2 separate regions of the Homo sapiens genome follow, and region 1 is linked to region 2. A link is a loop called in an ENCODE intact Hi-C map of the cell type or tissue named here. Cell type or tissue: ascending aorta. All regions are shown on one strand. Links, peaks and the distances in the headings refer to the core of each region. The heading gives the core; the rest is flanking DNA.

Evidence for each region. Hi-C counts contacts between places; a loop is a spot of excess contacts. Peaks named below come from ENCODE experiments on the same cell type or tissue, not always from the same donor. Only the 100,000 strongest peaks of a DNase experiment are listed, where the experiment ranks them.
Region 1: it touches region 2 in a loop (2.9-fold over the local background); 1 of 110 quality-filtered maps calls a loop at or near these places.

The regions. Positions count from the first base shown.
Region 1 is chr10:52,000,888-52,009,382 of GRCh38, reverse strand. All of the region lies in intron 5 of PRKG1 (protein kinase cGMP-dependent 1), which reads right to left. Among named protein-coding and RNA genes, the nearest start is that of CSTF2T, 310 kb to the right of the region's middle. In ascending aorta, for the core only: a CTCF peak has its summit at 4,856; no DNase peak of the experiment used is centred there.
Region 2 is chr10:51,702,655-51,711,149 of GRCh38, reverse strand. The region is part of intron 3 of PRKG1 (protein kinase cGMP-dependent 1); the gene reads right to left. Among named protein-coding and RNA genes, the nearest start is that of CSTF2T, 7.3 kb to the right of the region's middle. RefSeq lists an enhancer at 1,374-1,874. In ascending aorta, for the core only: no CTCF peak of the experiment used is centred there; a DNase peak (open chromatin) is centred at 4,739; H3K27ac peaks cover 4,870 bases.

The DNA of each region.
Region 1 (8,495 bases), core at 1,787-6,786, 300 kb before region 2:
ATGCTGTTGGTGCATAGGAATGACACTAATTTTTTGTACACTGATTTTGTATAATGAAAGTTTACTGAAGTTGTTCCTCAGATCAAGGACCTTTGGGGCAGAAACAATGGGGTTTTCTAGATATAGAATCACATCATCTGTAAATAGGAAGAATTTGACTTCCTCTCTTTCTATTTGGATGTCTCTTATTTCTTTCTCTTGCCTGATTGCTCTGGCCAGGACTTCCAATACTATATTGAATAGGAGTGGTGAGAGAGGGCACACTTGAGCTGTTTTTCAAGGGAATCCTTTCAGCTTTTGCCCATTCAGTATAATGTTGGCTGTGAGATTGTCATAGATGGCTTTTATTTTTTTGAAGTATATTTCTTCAATGCCTAGTTTATCGAGGGTTTTTACTATGAGGGGATGATGAATTTTATTGAAAGCCTTTTCTACATTTATTGAGATAAATATGTGTTTTTTTAGTTCTGTTTATGTGATGAGTCACATTTATTGATTTGCATATGTTGAACCAAACATGCATCCCAAGGATAAAGCCTACTTGATCATGGTGAATTAGCTTTTTAATGTGCTGCTAGATTCATTTTGCTAGTATTTTGCTGAGGATTTTTATATCTATTACATTCCTGTTGAAACTGTTCCAAAAAACTGGGGAGGAAACTTGACAATTTTTTAAAAACCAGCTCTTCTTTATACATCTTGTAGAATTTGGCTGTGAATCCAACTGGACTTTTCTTGGTTGGTAGGGTTTTTATTATTGATTCAACTTTGGAACTTGTTATTAGTCTGTTCAGGGATTTAATTTCTTCTGGTTGAGTTTTGGGAGATTGTATGTGTCCAGGAATTTATGCATCTCTTCTAGATTTTCTAGCTTGTGTGAACACAGGTGTTCATAGTAGTCTCTGATGGTTCTTCTGTATTTCTGTGAGGTCAGTGGTAATGTCCCCTTTGCCATTTCTAATGGTGCTTATTTGAATCTTCTCTCTTCTTCTCTTTATTAGTCTAACTAGTCGTCTATCTTATTAATTTTTTCAAAAAACCAACACCTACATCTGTTGATGTATTATGTGGTTTTACACGTTTCAATTTCCTTCAGTTCAGCTCTGATTTTGATTATTTCTTGTCTTCTGCTAGCTTTGAGGTTGGTTTGCTCTTGCTTCTCCAGTTCTTCTGCTAGTAATGTTAGGTTGTTAATTTGAGATCTTTCTAACTTTTTGATATGGGTGTTTAGTACTAGAAACTTCTCTCTTAATACTGATTTAGCTGTGTCCCAGAGATTCTGGTATGTTGTATCTTTGTTCTTATTAGTTTCAAAGATTTTCTTGATTTCTGCCTTAATTACATTATTTTCCAAAAGTCATACAGGAGCAGATTGTTTAATTTCCATGTAATTGTGTTATTTTGAGGGATTTTCTTGGTATTGATTTCAATTTTTACTGCACTGTAGCCCAAGACTGTGTTTGGTGTGATTTTTGTTTTTCCACATTTGCTGAGTACTATTTTATGTCTGATTTTAGAGTGTGTACCATTTTAGAATATGTACCATGTGATGAAAAGAATGTATATTCTGTTGCTTTTAGGTGGAGAGTTCTGTAGATGTCTATTAGGTCCATTTGGGCAAGTATTGAGTTCAAGTCCTGAATATTTTTGTTAATTTTCTGCCTCCATGATATGTTTAATACTGTCAGTGGAGTGTTGAAGACTTCCACTATTGTTGTGCAGGAATTCACATCTCTTCATAAGTCTCTAAGAATGTGCTTTGTGAATCTGGGTGTTCCTATATTGGGTGCACATATATTTAGATAGTTAGGTCTTCTTGTTGAATTCAGCCCTTTACCATTATATAATGCTGTTCACTGTCTTTTTGGTCTTTGTTGGTTTAAAGTCTATTTTGTGTGAAATTACAGTTACAATCTCTGCTTTATTCTGTGTTTTCTTTGCTTTGTATATTTTTCTTCATCCTGTTATTTGGAGCCTAAGAATGTTATTGTATATGAGGTGGGTCTCTTGAAGACAGCATAACATTTGGTCTCATTTCTTTATCCACCTTGCCACTCTGTGCCTTTTAAATGGGGGCATTTAGCCTGTTTACACTGAAGGTTAGTTTTGATACATGTGGATTTGATCCTGTCATTGTGATGGTAGTTGTTGATGTTAAATACAGACTCTTTTTTGTGGTTGCTTTATAGTTTACTTGTCTGTGTACTTAAGTGTGTTTTTGTACTTGCTGGTAACGGTCTTTCCTTTCCATAGAGCTTCCTTCAGCAGCTCCTGTAAGGCAGGTCTAGTCGTAACAAATTATTTCACCATTTGCTTCTCTGAAAAAGGATCTTATTTCTCCTTCACTTATGAAGTTTAGTTTGGTTGGACATGGAATTCCCGGTTGGAATTTTTTTTTCTTTAAGAAAGCTGAATACATGTCCCCAATGTCTTCTGGCTTGTGGGTTTCTGCTTAAAAGTGCACTGTTAGCCAGATGGGGTTCCCTTTGTAGGTGATCCACCCCTTCTCTCCAGCTGCCTTTAACATTTTTTCTTGCATTTTGACCTTAGAGAATGTAATCATTATGTCACTTAGGAATGATCTCCTTATGTAATATCTCACAGGGTTTCTTTGCATTTCCTAGATTTGAATGTTGGCCTCTCTAGCAAGGTTGGGAAAGTTTTCATGGATGATACCTGAAATATGTTTTCTAAGTTGCTTGTTTTTTCCCTCTTTCAGGGACATCAGTGAATCATAGATTTGGTCTTTATATGTAATCCCATATTTCTTGGAGGATTTGTTCATTATTTTTCATTCTTTTTTCTTCATTTTGGTCTGACTGAGTAATTTCAGAGGGCCAGTCTTTGAGCTCTGAAATTTTTTCCTCAGCCTGGTCTATTCTGCTGTTAATAACATTTGCATTATGCAATTCTTGTGTATTTTTCAGCTCTATCAGATTAGTTTGGTTCTTTCTTATAATGGCTATTTTGTATATCAGCTCCTGTATCATTTTATTATGATTCTTAGATTCTGTGGATTGAGTTTCTACATTCTCCTGAATCTTGATGATCTTCATTCCCATCCATATTCTGTATTCTATTTCTGTCACTTCGGCCATTTCAGCCTTGTTGAGAACCCTTGCTAGGGAACAAGTGTGGTCATTTGGAAGAAAGAAAGTGCTCTGGCTTTTTGAGTTGCCAGAGTTGAACGAGTTCTTACACTGGTTCTTTCTCATTTATGTGGGCTGATGATGTTCCTTCAATCTTTGAAGTTGCTGTCTTTTTGATAGACTTGTTTTTTTTGTTTGTTTGTTTGTTTTGTTTTCTTTTATCTTATTTGATGCCCTTGGGGGTTTGATTATGGTATAAGGTGGGTTCAGTTGACTGGCTTTGATGCTAGTTTGCTACTGTGTCTTAATGACACCTCTGATTATTCTCCCCATGCTTCAGTTCTTCTTCTCGGTGTTGTGGTCCAAGGGCCTCCTCAGGCAGATAAGCCATATCCTTGCCAGGTTGGCCCTGATCTGCATCTGTGTGCTTCCTGTGAAAACATGAGGTTGCAACTGACCACAGAGTTTAGGTGGAAGCAGGACTGTCAGGTTGGAACCTCCAGCATGTATGGCTCATTTGGCTATGGGAGGTAAGATTGGTGGACCTGCCCACCCTGACATCTGGATGTTTCTAGAGCAACAGAAGACTGCATCCCTCAGCAAATTCAGGCAGAAGTAGAACCACTGGGCTAGAAACTCTAACAGTCATTGCTCACCTGGCTACCAATGGCAGGGGTGGGTGGAAATGCCCATGTTACTGTCCATGTGCTTACTGGGACAACAGCGAGCTGTGCCCACCAGTTGAGTTCAAACAGAAGCAGGCCACAGGGCCAGAAGCTCTAGCATGCAATGCCTGCCTAACTACCAGTGGCAGGGTTGGGTGGGGTCACACACTTTGCTGTCCAGGTATTTCTCAGGACAATAGGAAGCTCCACAGCCTTTTAAAAACATGGGCACTGGCTGGTCACTGGGTGGTTCATGACTGTAATCCTAGCACTTTGGGAAGCTGAGGTGGGCACATCACTTGAGGCCAGTTCGAGACCAGCCTGGCCAACATAGCAAAAATCCGTCTCTACTGAATGAAAAAAAAAAAAAAAAAAAAGATGGGCATTACCCTTTCATTCATCCATAAGCCACATTGCTATATTGTATAAGTCACAAATGCCACATTGTCATATATGCCATTTCTCCAGGGTGGTATTAATGAAAAGAAAAGGCAAGCTTCAGGGTATAGAAAATAACTTAAGCAAACCCTTATAGAGAGCTTGCCTATCAAAAGTCCTGTAACACATGAAATAAGGAAGAAAATATATTTTGTTGGCTCCTAAAACTATAACTGAAAGGAAGGTGAAGGGGGATTTAGGCAAACTCATATTGATAATGATTAAATTTTTAAAAAATCATATTTCTTTTTCTTTTATTTTTTGGAGACTGGGTATCAGTCTGTCACCTAGGATGGAGTACAGTGGCATGATCACAGCTCACTGCAACCTCGACCTCCTGGGCTCAAGCAATCTTCCCACCTCAGTCTCCCAGTGTGCTGGGATTACCGGCATGAGCCACTGCGCCTCTAAAACTGTATTTTAATTTCAAAAATAGAACATGCTGAATGAATAATATGGTAACAATAGCAGCAAATTAAGTAAATTATGAACGTTTCCCCCCTACCACTTCCAGGTCACTCTGCAACACTAATCTCCTCTCCTTGAGCAAGACCTCACAAAACAGTCCCAAATATGACATTCCATGCTATGCATTTTTAAGGAAAATTAAATTAACTCCCTAACATACATAAGAATCATATTCGTTAGATGCTGTTCACACATTATCCAGTAGATGGGGATCTTTTGTCTAGATGGGCTCTGGGAGGATAGATTCAGTCCCAGGAGATGCTGAAGAGAAGTAATGATACTTCAGTTTTTAGCTAAGAATTAGTGTTGTCTTATCATCTTTATCTTGTTTTAATATATTTTAGGAATTTCTACCTGTTTATCAACATGCAGTTGACATTATTATTGTTTTCAACAATGCAAGTAACTCTTGCCTTCCTTCTTTCTTCTAATATTTATTTGTGCCAGAATTTTACTAGCATTTGAAAATATAATTAAAAACAAACACACACAAAAACAAAAATACCTGCCATCCCGGAGTTTACAGCCAAAAAGTGGTTTGTGAGGAGAATATCATTTTGAATAGAAACATCTAGAAGTTTACAAATTCAATGTCTTCTTAAAACACTTAGAGGAAATGACAAAAGTAGAGATAATTAATATGAATAGTTAATTTATTGAATGCTTATTACGTGCAAAAAGCTATACTAAACATTATATATACATTCAACTCTCATAATCTTATAACCTAGACAGTTATTGTTATTCACATTTTACAGATGAGAAAACTGACAGAGAGGTTAAATGACTTTCTAGGGCCACAAAGTAACTAGATTAAGGAGCTGAGCTACCAGTGCAGGAAGTCTGACTTCAGAGCCTACTCATGAGCACTAAGCTACAAAGAAGGATTCAGAGGGACATAGATGGGCTGCAGAAATATGAGAGGAAAACCAGGATTGATTGAGGAATTGTTTCTCTAGGTTATTATTATCTCTCTGTGTCTCCTATATGTATCCATAACAGCTTGTGGATTGCTCAGCTAGAGAAAATGTCAGCTTTCTCTTCTGTAGCTTCCCCAGACGGATATTCCTGACTCTTCGTCTGGTTCGTATCTGGGTTCTGAGAGTCTGACCAGCATCAGATCTTTGGAAGGTGTTCAATAATGTTTGCTGAATAAATGTATATATGAGAAAGACACAACTGTTGGGAGGGGCAAGAAAAGGACAAAAAAGATGAGCACAAGACTCCAAAACTTCTTTACTGTTGCTGTTCTTACAATGTTTCATAGCCAAGTTGTTTCCCTCATGACTTTCTTAATCCTACTTCTATTTTACCTACATGATTGAACACCTGGATTTGCAAAGGAGAATGGAATTTGAGGATAATGAGATTTAGACTAAAAAGAACACAAACTCAAAATAAATGAATCAAGAAATTTCAGAAAGCTGCATCATAGGTCATATAGGGAACTGTAAATGTGTTATAATTGAGGAAACTGTATTTCAACAAGGTTAATTCACTTTCTTAAGGGCACCAGTTAATTAGTGGCACAGCCAAGATCCTATCTCTTAAAAGTAGCACTGTCCTTCACTCAGTACACAGTGTAGTTTGGTCATAAAAAAAGAATGATACCGGGATGGAACCAGGAAAGAAGAGTTTGCAGGCTTAAACACCATGCAAGGAGGCATTTGGTGAAAGAAATGCAGAGACAGAGTTGAGAACGGTAAATGAGACACAGCCAGAATAAGATTCATAAACAAATAACCACTATGCACTAAAACCACAACCTCACATGTCATACTAACTTTCGCTAACTCAAATTCTATTATGTTTACTCTCACACTTTTGCTGGATTGTGTAGAAAAAAAAATATTTTAATTGGTACACTGAAAAATGCCTCCAACTGTAACCATATATGTCAAGAGAGCTGAAAAAGTGCAAGAAAAAACTGCTGCTGATGATCTTTCATAGTGTTTTTAGTATTTACATGAACAGCATAGGGTGTTAACATTTATATCTTGATGTATTATAAACTCATCTTTTACATCTTCCCTAGTTCTTTGTCCAAAGGCACATGCTGTGAAACCCAAAGAAAAGAAAAGCTGCCACTCAATAATTAGTAATATAAAAACTCAGGGATAGATTCTCTCCTTAACTGGAGCAATCTTGAGGGTGAGTCACCTACACAATGGCACATTATTTTGTTTTATTCTACGTCAACAGCACAGTGCCATTGAGTGGATCCGTGTTAACATTTCTCAGAAAGAAAGGAGGGAAGGCAAGAAAAAAGGAAGAAATGAAGAAAAGGAGGCACCAGTGTGTTATAAGACAAACCATCACAAAATAGTAAGAAGAAAGCATTAACCAAACTCTGAGTGGAAACAAAAAGTATTCCCTCAAATTGTGTAGATACTGTATAAAGCTTAAGAAGTGATGACAAAAGCAGACAGGCTTAATTTGTCAAAACCAGAAATGTGCCTAATAATAAACAGAATTTGCAAAGAACTTGTTATGTAATCCATCACTGAAAAAGAAGGCAGTATTAAAAATATAAATCTGAGCTTGTCTTTTGCCAAGTAATTGGATAATAGGATTATAATCCTTCAAATTAAAACTGGTCTTGAAATAATTGATCACAAATGTAGAAAGAATAATATTTCTTGGGAATACTTGTGAAGAGATGGGAAATGGGTTTATAGATCTCACTGATAGTTATTAGCTTAATTTTTCCTTTCCTTTTCATGGATCATATACAATTCTTATTTCATGGTTGCTGTTCTTTTTTCCATACCAAAGGAAGAGAATCAGCCCCAACTTCACATGTGTTTTGTGTAACCATTTACTCTAGATTTAAACAGTTTAAAAGATGTATGAGGTGAAGTAATATTAAGACTGTCCATTTTATAGTTCTAAATTCCATACGTTAAGAATCAAGAATCTTAATAATAAACAGGAGTTCATACCAAGTAAATATGGGTGGTTGAGATGACAATTCTGTACATTTAAACAATGGTGGTAGAGGTTATTTTTATTTCCTTTTACTTCTATTTTTGTTTCAATACATTTTTAAGTATTTACTTTTGCTACTCAGGACACTTTAAAAGTCTGCTATTAAGATAGAGAGTCTTATATTTAAATACCACTTAACAGATTTTTAGGGAAAAAAAATGACTGAAGGAAAAAAAATCCCTCATCTATAAATTCCTAAAAAAGAGGCAAAAATTTTCAACAAGTTTTACTGAGGTATGACTGACAAAAAAAGTTGTATATGTTTAGGATATACAATGTGATGTTTGGATGTAGGTATATACATTGTAAAATGATTACCACAAGCTAATTAACATATGCATCACCTCACATAGTTATGTTTTTTTTTTTTATGGTGAGAACACTTGAAATATCTCTTAGCAAATTGCAGTGTACAGTACATTATTAACTATAGTCACCATGTTGTACATTAGGTCTCTGTATTTATTCTTCTTATAACTGAAGTGTCCATCAACAGATGAATGGGTAAAGAAAAGTTATACACAATGAAATATTATCCAGTCTTGAAAAAGAAGGAAATCCTGTCATTTGTAAAAACATGGTTGAACCTGCAGGACATTATGCTAAGTGAGATAAGCCAGACACAGAAAGACAAATACTGCATGACCTCACTTAAATGTGGAATCGAAAAAAAAACTTTGAACCCACCGTAATAGAGAGTAGAATGGTAGTTACTAGGTGTTTGGCAGGGAGAGGAGATATAGTTCACAGGGTACAAAACTTCAGGGTACAACTCAAAAAATTGAAGTCATTTTTTTGAGTTGCTCAAATTTCAGATTCTTGTGATGGCTTTTAAGCTGTTACATTA
Region 2 (8,495 bases), core at 1,893-6,892:
TGGGTGACAGAGCGAGACTCCATCTCAAAAAAAATTAAAAAGGTCAGCTTAGGAAGCAAAGTTCTCAAATAACATAATTAACACAGCTAGTCACTGACCAGCCCAAAAGGGGAATTGTAAGTCTTTCACGTCTTTAAAAAAGAAAACCCCACTGGCTGGGCGCAGTGGCTCATACCTGTAATCACAGCACCTTCGGGAGGCCGAGATGGGAGGCTTGCTTGAGGCCACGAGTTCGAGACCCTGGCTAACATAGGGAGACCCCCATCTCTATTAACAAAAAGGAAAATTAAATAAAAATATTTCCCGCCCCCCCCAAAACAGGACGATATATCATGGCATCAACAGGCACATTGACTCTACTGTCCCCGGTTAGCAAGTTATCATGCTTCACTTTTGAGAAGAAACTGATAGCATCATTTGCTTAAAGCACAATGATATTTAAATTTAATCGTAGTCATTTAAGTAATAAACTTGGTTCTATGTTTACTTATGTGGTACTTAAATTTGTTCTCAAGAAATTACGCTTTAAGGTTAACGTTTAAGAACTCTGGTCGTGAAAGGACCATTAGCTGCTCAATGAATCAATGGCCTGGCAACAATGTACTATCCATAGAGCAGGCTTGCCTGAAGCTTCTGCTTCTAGATGAAGGGGTGTGTGAGGAGCTGTTAGTGTTATGCTGACTTTGAGTGGAATGCCACTATAAATCATAATCCCTATCTTCAGTATGTACAGGTAGATAGAATTCGGGGACAGTGCTTTTCTCAGTAATAAAGAAAAAAAAAATCTTTCATCTTGAACCTCAGAAAGAGGGTCAATGGATGAACAGCAGTTACATTTTCATTTTCTATATACCTCTCAGGAAATCAAACAAATCAAAAAATGCATTTGGAAGCTGTCTGCTCAAATCGTCTATTCTCTATCTTGTCTGACAGAAGGGAAACTCCTTGCAGGCACAGCTGTTCTGCCAGAGACTCAAATCTGAGCACCATAAATCCTCAGTGTAAGTTCAAGAGAAAGGCTAATGATAAAGTTTCCTGTGAAAGTACTACTGAAAAGAGAAGTCACATTTTCGTTCACATTTAAACTCCCATATTGTTCAACTGTGTGCCTACCTTCCACAGAGTATATACTCAGTATTTATAAAATACATGCTGATATATATAAAATTCAACATTTAGTTGAATAATGAGTATCCTAGCTTTAGTATCCTAAAGCATTGTCAAACCCTTGCTGCTACGAAATGTGTCAGGTAAGTTTCCTTCCTGGTGGGGATGCAAACACTTTCCTTCCCTCCCTCATCTCTGCCTCCCCATTTGCAGACACCTGCTGTCAGGAGGATTTCCCAGAACCTCTCCTCCCTGTGGAAGTCCTGCTGATAAGAATGAAGACCTGCAACTATTACCCAGTCCTGGGACCTTGGCAGCAAACTCCAGACCACTTGGCAGCAAACTCCAGACCACTACATGGGCAGAAAAATGTTGGCACTTTCTTTATTCTCCCTGCAGGCATCAGCTTCTCTTTCCTAGACCCCTCAAGGGCTATGGACCAACACAGGCAATTCCATTTTCAAGGCTAACAAAAGGCTGAGCTCTAGAGGAATAGGTCATTTGCACTTCCCTGTTTTCCTGCAGGCACTTGTTTTGTTCCCCAGAGCCAGGATGGAATTGACAAACACCTGGAGGCCAGAGAGAAAAGTTTCTCATTGTACTGCTCTGCAAGAACGTATACACAGCTATTTCAGCATAAATGTCAGATGATAGTGATAAAGATGATAATAACTGAAAGAATTGTTGCTATGATTTTGTCATTAAACTGTCAAGAAAAATGGTCAATATTTTTATATGAAGGATGGAAGAGTTTGATATTTTAAAAGTACAGTGTATTCACCTTCAAGAAGATCACGCATTATATATGGTGGGAACTTTCTAAAAACTGTGAATTGGTGGCTAAACATTCCTCTACTGTTTTATATTAGACCATTTTTCTAACTGGAAGTCCACATTTAAACATTTCTAAGAAAATGATCTATTTTTGGAAATAATGTTTTATGTTTTGTAGAGATTGAGAGAATGATTTAGAGGAAGGTTGTGGACAAACTTTCTCTGGCAGAATGTGCATTGGAAATGGCTGTCTAGCTCAAAACAGCCCTTTTAACTGCTCCCTTCCTTCATAAGAGTAGGTCACCAAAGTATTTTTGGAATTCATGGTCAACCAGGATAGACATTCAGCAGTAACCAGTATGGCTACACCAGTGGTACAGGATGATAGATGCTCCCTCAAGCCCCTCAAGTCAGTCTCCTGACCTCTCCATGACCTGGAAGGTAAAGGAGGTTAACAACTGGCACCGCAAAGGTCTGTAGGCTTCCTCCTGCTCCAGCTGACTACCCGGCCCCAGCAGACATAGACTAGTAAATGGTCTCACTATCACTCTGGCTCCAACCTCTTAACAATGCTGAATTGAATCACAGATACACACCAGAATAAAGCTGGACCTTCAGATTCCCAGTTCCAGAAAACTGGAATGACAATGGACTAGAGAGAGAAATAGGAGATCTGATCCTTCAACAGAGGAAAACCACCACAAATGTACAAAGAGATGCAGCGAAGAGGGAGTGAGGAAGGGAGTGGGAGACAAAGATTTTGAGAGAGAGAGAAAGAGATGGGAATAGAGTATTCTGAATGCCAACAATTACCCATTTTTTCTTTTCCTAGAGGTTACTGCATTACTGCTTGTTACGGAGTCAATTATGTCCCTCAAAATTCATATGTTGAAGCCCTAGCCCACAATGTGACTGTATTTAGAGACAGAGCCTCTAAAGAGATAATTATAATTAAATGAGGTCATACGTGTGGACCCCTCATCTAATACAATGGGTGTTCCTACAGGAAAAGGAAGAGACACCAGAGTGCATGCACACAGCAGGTGACGCGAGGACACTGAGGAGGCAGCCATTTGCAAGCCAAGGAGAGAGGATCAGGAAAAACCTAACCTACTTGCACCTTGATTTTGAACTTCCAGCATGTAGGACTGTAAGAAAATAAATTTCTGTTTAAGTCTGTGGTATTCTAATACAGCAGCCTAGCAGATTAATTTCTGTGGGTTCTGAGAGATAACAAAATGTCATGAAAATAACCACCACTTCCTTTGCTTACCTTGGTTGGAATTGGTTTCTGTACGTGTACCATAAAATGCTAGCTACTACATTCCTATAAACATTAGATTTTAGGTTTTCTAATTTCTAACTCAAGAATCCAGAGTTAGAAGGTAAATTTAAACTGGAATTCTTGACATAATGTTTTTCAAGGATCATTCAACTGTGATAATGAATCTAAAATATATTCTGTTAAACTGACATTTGTTGTTTTCAACAGTCTGAGCCTGGAATCAAATGTTTTCAGAAAGGCCTCTTTCCTGTAACTTGGTACAAATATAGGCACATTCTCAGACCAACCTAGCCTCAGAAGAGATATACTAGCCAAATTTCTGAAGTGAGTGGCAGTTTACACATTTCTCTGAAGTGAGGTGTTGTATTGTTCCGGTCACAGGAAAAAAAAAAAAGATTCATGCGTTGTTCCACTTAAATAGGGTATCTTTATTCAGACCTAGTTACAGGGCTTGTACTTTTCCACAGTTTATGAGGATACTTCTGCGTTCCTTCGGGTGACAGCCTGAAGCACGAATAAGGGAGCTCTGCTTCTTGTCTAATTAGCTATGCCTTTCTATGTTTGAATAAATGGCCTACGTCTGCCAGTGCACACTTAAAAGTAGTAGTCCTAATATCACCCTGAACAGGACTATGCGCTCGAGTAGGTACCTTGTGTGGCAGAACGATGTGGTGTTAAATAAGCCTATATCCTCCACAGTCAAAGTTCAGGCAGGCCCTTTTAATAAAAATGGACAAGTGGAATTCTAGCCGACTACATATTTGAAGAGTGCATTTCATGGTTTAGTACAAGAACCTAATGTGCACCAAGATGATCGGTAAAATTCTCATTGAAGTATTCTATGGGATCAAGCCTAAAAAGTATCCATTTCAACTACAAATCTACCAAAGGCTAAAATGGCAGTGTTAAGGTTGTACAACTTGAAAATAATATAATCTGACAAGACCATTAGTACAAGTACAAGCCTTTCAATAATAAAAATAAAGATATAGGCCCCCAAATAAATAGCATCAGACTAAAACTTGTGTCTCTTTCCACATAAGATGCTACTTCATCTACTATTACTAGATAACCAATGTAGATTAATAATGACCATACAATGTAAGGAATAATAAAAATATAAGTATATCATGTATTCCACACAATAATCCAATACAGGTGACATTACTCTCATTTAAAAGATGTGGAAATGGAACCACAGAGAGGCGAAGTAATTTGTACAATGCCACAAAATTACGTGTTGAACTAGGTAGCCAATCTAAGTCATTCTGACATTAAAATCTCTGTGCTCTTAATTCCTTCACTCTACTGCCTTTTCTAAGTGCTGAGAGTATAGTTTGGATGAGAAAAATCTGAATATCTAAATCCTTTTACAAGCTAGATCAGTAACTGGACATTTGAGCCTGGTCTAATTTCTTTCCTTTCCTGGGCGTCATTTTCTTTTCTTTATCTATTAAAAAAAAAAAAATTGGGCTGGACTTCGCAATCCCTTCCAGGGAGAACATTTGGTTCTGTTCAACCTCAAGTCCAGAAATGGCAGACTCCCAGCAGCCCCAAATTCATGTAATCTGCACTTGCCAATAACAGTGATTCATCCTGTGTATAAGTAAATGAAATTCAGGGCCAGGCATTGTGGCTCACTCCCAGCACTTTGGAAGGCCAGCGCAGGTGGAGCATTTGAGGTTAGGAGTTTGAGTACATGAAATTTGCTTTTTATTCCTCTGTACATTGTTTCATATTAAATACACTAAGCATTTTGGGAAAAAAAGTTATATACCAAATTAATTTGAGCTCTTTCATTTTATGGAAAAATGCATGCTTTAACTAACTGGATGCTTTATAAAAGTCTTTAGGTGAAGTTTAACTATAGTCCTGCAAATTGAAAAAGGAAACATTTTCTCTATTGCTTCAGTCTTTATACCTCACAGTCCATCTGTTACCACAGCACTGATTGTGATGTCACAACTGCAATTAGTTACACTCAGAGACAAACAGGAAAAATGCCAAGGGAGATGGTGCCCAGGCGTCAATAACTTGTGATTACTGTACTACTTATGAAATAGAAAGTTCAAATTCAGGAGACCTGCTTTCAGGTTGTCGTTATGCCACTTAGTAGCTATGTATCCTTAGGCAACTCATTTAATAGAACAATGATTTATGAGCTTGATTTCTTAAGCCAAATGGTTTGTGTTCAAATCCTCGTTCTGCTAGTTGACATAGGCACACTAGTTAACTTCTCTGTGCCTCTGTTCTTTACCTATAAATTGAGGAACTATGACTGCCTATCTTCAAAAGGTTGCAGAAAGAATAAAATATTATATTATATAAAGCATTTATCAAAGAGCCTTCTCCCTACTAAGTGCTCAGAGTTTGCCTTTATAAAGCATCTGTATTTTGAGTGAGTCCATTGTTAGGTAAAGTTCTACATAATAACTCTCTGAGTTTCTTCATTGTTAAAAATCAGGAAACAATTGCATGTACTTCATAAGACTGTTATCAAGACTAAATGTGGGAACCCAGAGAAAAGTATTTTGTAAGCAAAAGGCACTAAATTATCATTTGGTTAACATCTATATTTTGTTATTGTAAGATGATCTTGTATTAATTTAAAAATATTTACTAAGTGCTTGGAATATAAAAGGCACTGGACCAGGCATTGTGGAGAATATCAATCAGATATGGATTTTATGGTAATACAAGAATATTGATACCTCTAATATAGAAGATAATGAGTACCAAACCAGTACTCTAAATGGAAGTCTTTGAGGTGAGCATTGAAGAACAGAAAGATTTAAACATGGGGGAGGGAAGAGAAGAAGAGGAAAAAAGGAAGCATCCCTGACAAATAGTATCACAAAAAGCTAGGAGGTGAAAAAATACAGATCATGTATGATAAAAAGTGAGTGGTACAATTTAGCCAGAGGAGAATATGTGAAGGGATGGAGAGAAGTAATGAGAATGAAGCTACGTAACAGAGTGTGTTATATGTAGGAAGAACAACCACCACAATTTAGATTAAAAGTTATAAGGTATTAAAAAAGAACAGCCTAGGTAGAAAATATATAGAAAAGGATTAGATAAGTTTGGTATTCTTAAGCCTCTGCCATTATTATTCTATGTTCATGTTTCAGGGGGTGGTGAAGGAAGCCTACTGACTCTCACATCAAGTTCACATTCATGAATCTGAACTTCAAAACCTTTTATAATCTGTCCCAGAAGCCCATCTTTTGTCACACTCCTCACCAACTCTCTTGGTTTCCTCTGAGGCCGTAAAAAACACCAGGTCCCAATTTCTTGCGTTGGCTATTACTAGCTTCTGGTTTATTTTCTTCATCTTCTACCTATCTATGCCAGATTATAACCCTTCCCTAAATCTCATTTCCATCAGAAAGCTTTCCTTGATAATCTAAAACATATCACTCTCTTCCATCTCTACATACTTTATTGCATATCCATTTCATCAAATGGCAACATGGAAGAACTATCACTGACCTAGGAATAAAATGACAAGGGTCCTGGCAGCATGTCTTGTCTTTGATTTGAGGCACGTTATTCAATGCCACAGGCTCCGTCCTTGGTAAAATGAAATATTTGTGAATTAGCAAACTTTAAAGTCATTTCCTGTCATTCATTCAACAAATATATAATGAACATCCACCTGTGCTGAGCTCTATCCCAGGTGCTGAGGATACAGAGGTGAAAACAAAATATCTATCTATCTATCTATCTATCTGTCTGTCTGTCTGTCTATCTATCATCTATCAGCTACTATACTATAATTGCATTCTTTTTATTTAATTTAATTTTATTTATTTATTTATTTAATTTTTTTTTTTTTTTTTGAGACAGTTTCACTCTGTTGCCCAGGCTGGAGTGCAGTGGTGCGATCTCAGCTCACTGCAACATCCACATCCCGGGTTCAAGCAATCCTCAAACCTTGGCCTCCAAATAGCTGAGATTAGAAGCATGCACCACCACACCTGGTTAATTTTTGTATTTTTAGTAGACACGGGGTTTCACCATTTCACCATGTTGGCCGGGCTGGTCTTGAACTCCTGACCAAATGATCCACCCACCTCCGCCTTCCAAAGTGCCAGGATTACAGGCGTGAGTCACTGTGCCTGGCAACTATGATTGCAATCTTATAATGTAGTGGTTCTCAAAATTGAGCTTGCATTAGAATTACCTGGAAAACTTGTTCAAAGATTTCTCTGTTTCTGATGCAATAGATTTGGAGTAGGGCCCCAAACTTTTAATTTCTAAGATGTTTCCTGGTGATGCTGATGCCACTGAACCAAGGACCACATTTACAGACCTTCTTTTCTGGCAGACTATTGTTTTCACTGCTGTATTGTCAGTGCTTGAAATAAATATTGATGGAATGAAATAATAAATTTGAGGCACTTAGTTAACTGATAAAGGGGGATATATAATGATTTTACAGTTTAGAAGGAAAATCACAATTTTGCTGAAAGGTAAAGGAGTTACTATAATCAGAAAGGTACAAGGTATATCAAGGTTTATATCCAAAGAAAAACAAAATTACTTCTAACCTAGGGGAAAGGGTAGAAAGGTCATAGAAAGCTTTGTGGAGTAGTTTATTTGAGCTATTCCTTGAAGGACCCGTACACTTATTTCAAAAATGACTGTCATTACTCAAAATATTTGTAGTTCTTGTCTTTGGAATTTGTCTACTGAATCAATAGTGAATCTTTTCTTTTTTCCTTACACTCTATAGTGAATCTTTTTTTAAAAAATTCCTTCAAAGTGTATAGAATTTTTGTATTCTGATGTAAGGTTTGATATTTGGAATTAGCTAAGCATGATATTTTTGCCAAATCTGGTCAGGAAGTTGGGTGATTTTGTTGCATAATCCTGTTCTTTGTTAAAAATAAAGTATACTTTTCAGTTAATGTACCGATTTTCTAGTATGACTTATAAATGAAGGCCCAAAGCAATTTCAGGGTAGAAGTTCAAAAATCAGTCTGAGGCCAGGTGCAATGGCTCATGCCTGTAATGCCAACTCTTTGGGAGACTGAGGCAAGCAGATCGCTTGAGCTCAGGAGTTCAAGACCAGCCTGGCCAACACGGTGAAACCCCGTCTCTACAAAACGCACAAAAAATTAGCCATGAGTAGTGGCACACGCCTGTAGTCTTTACTCGGGAGGCTAAGGCAGGAGAATTGCTTGAGCTCAGGAGGCAGAGGTTGCAGTGAACCAAGATCACGCCATCGCACTCCAGCCTGGCTGACAGGAGTGAAATCCTGTGTCAAAAAAAAAAAAATTCATTTTGAACAATGGATTAAGTTTGTAGTTTCTGAAAGTGATTA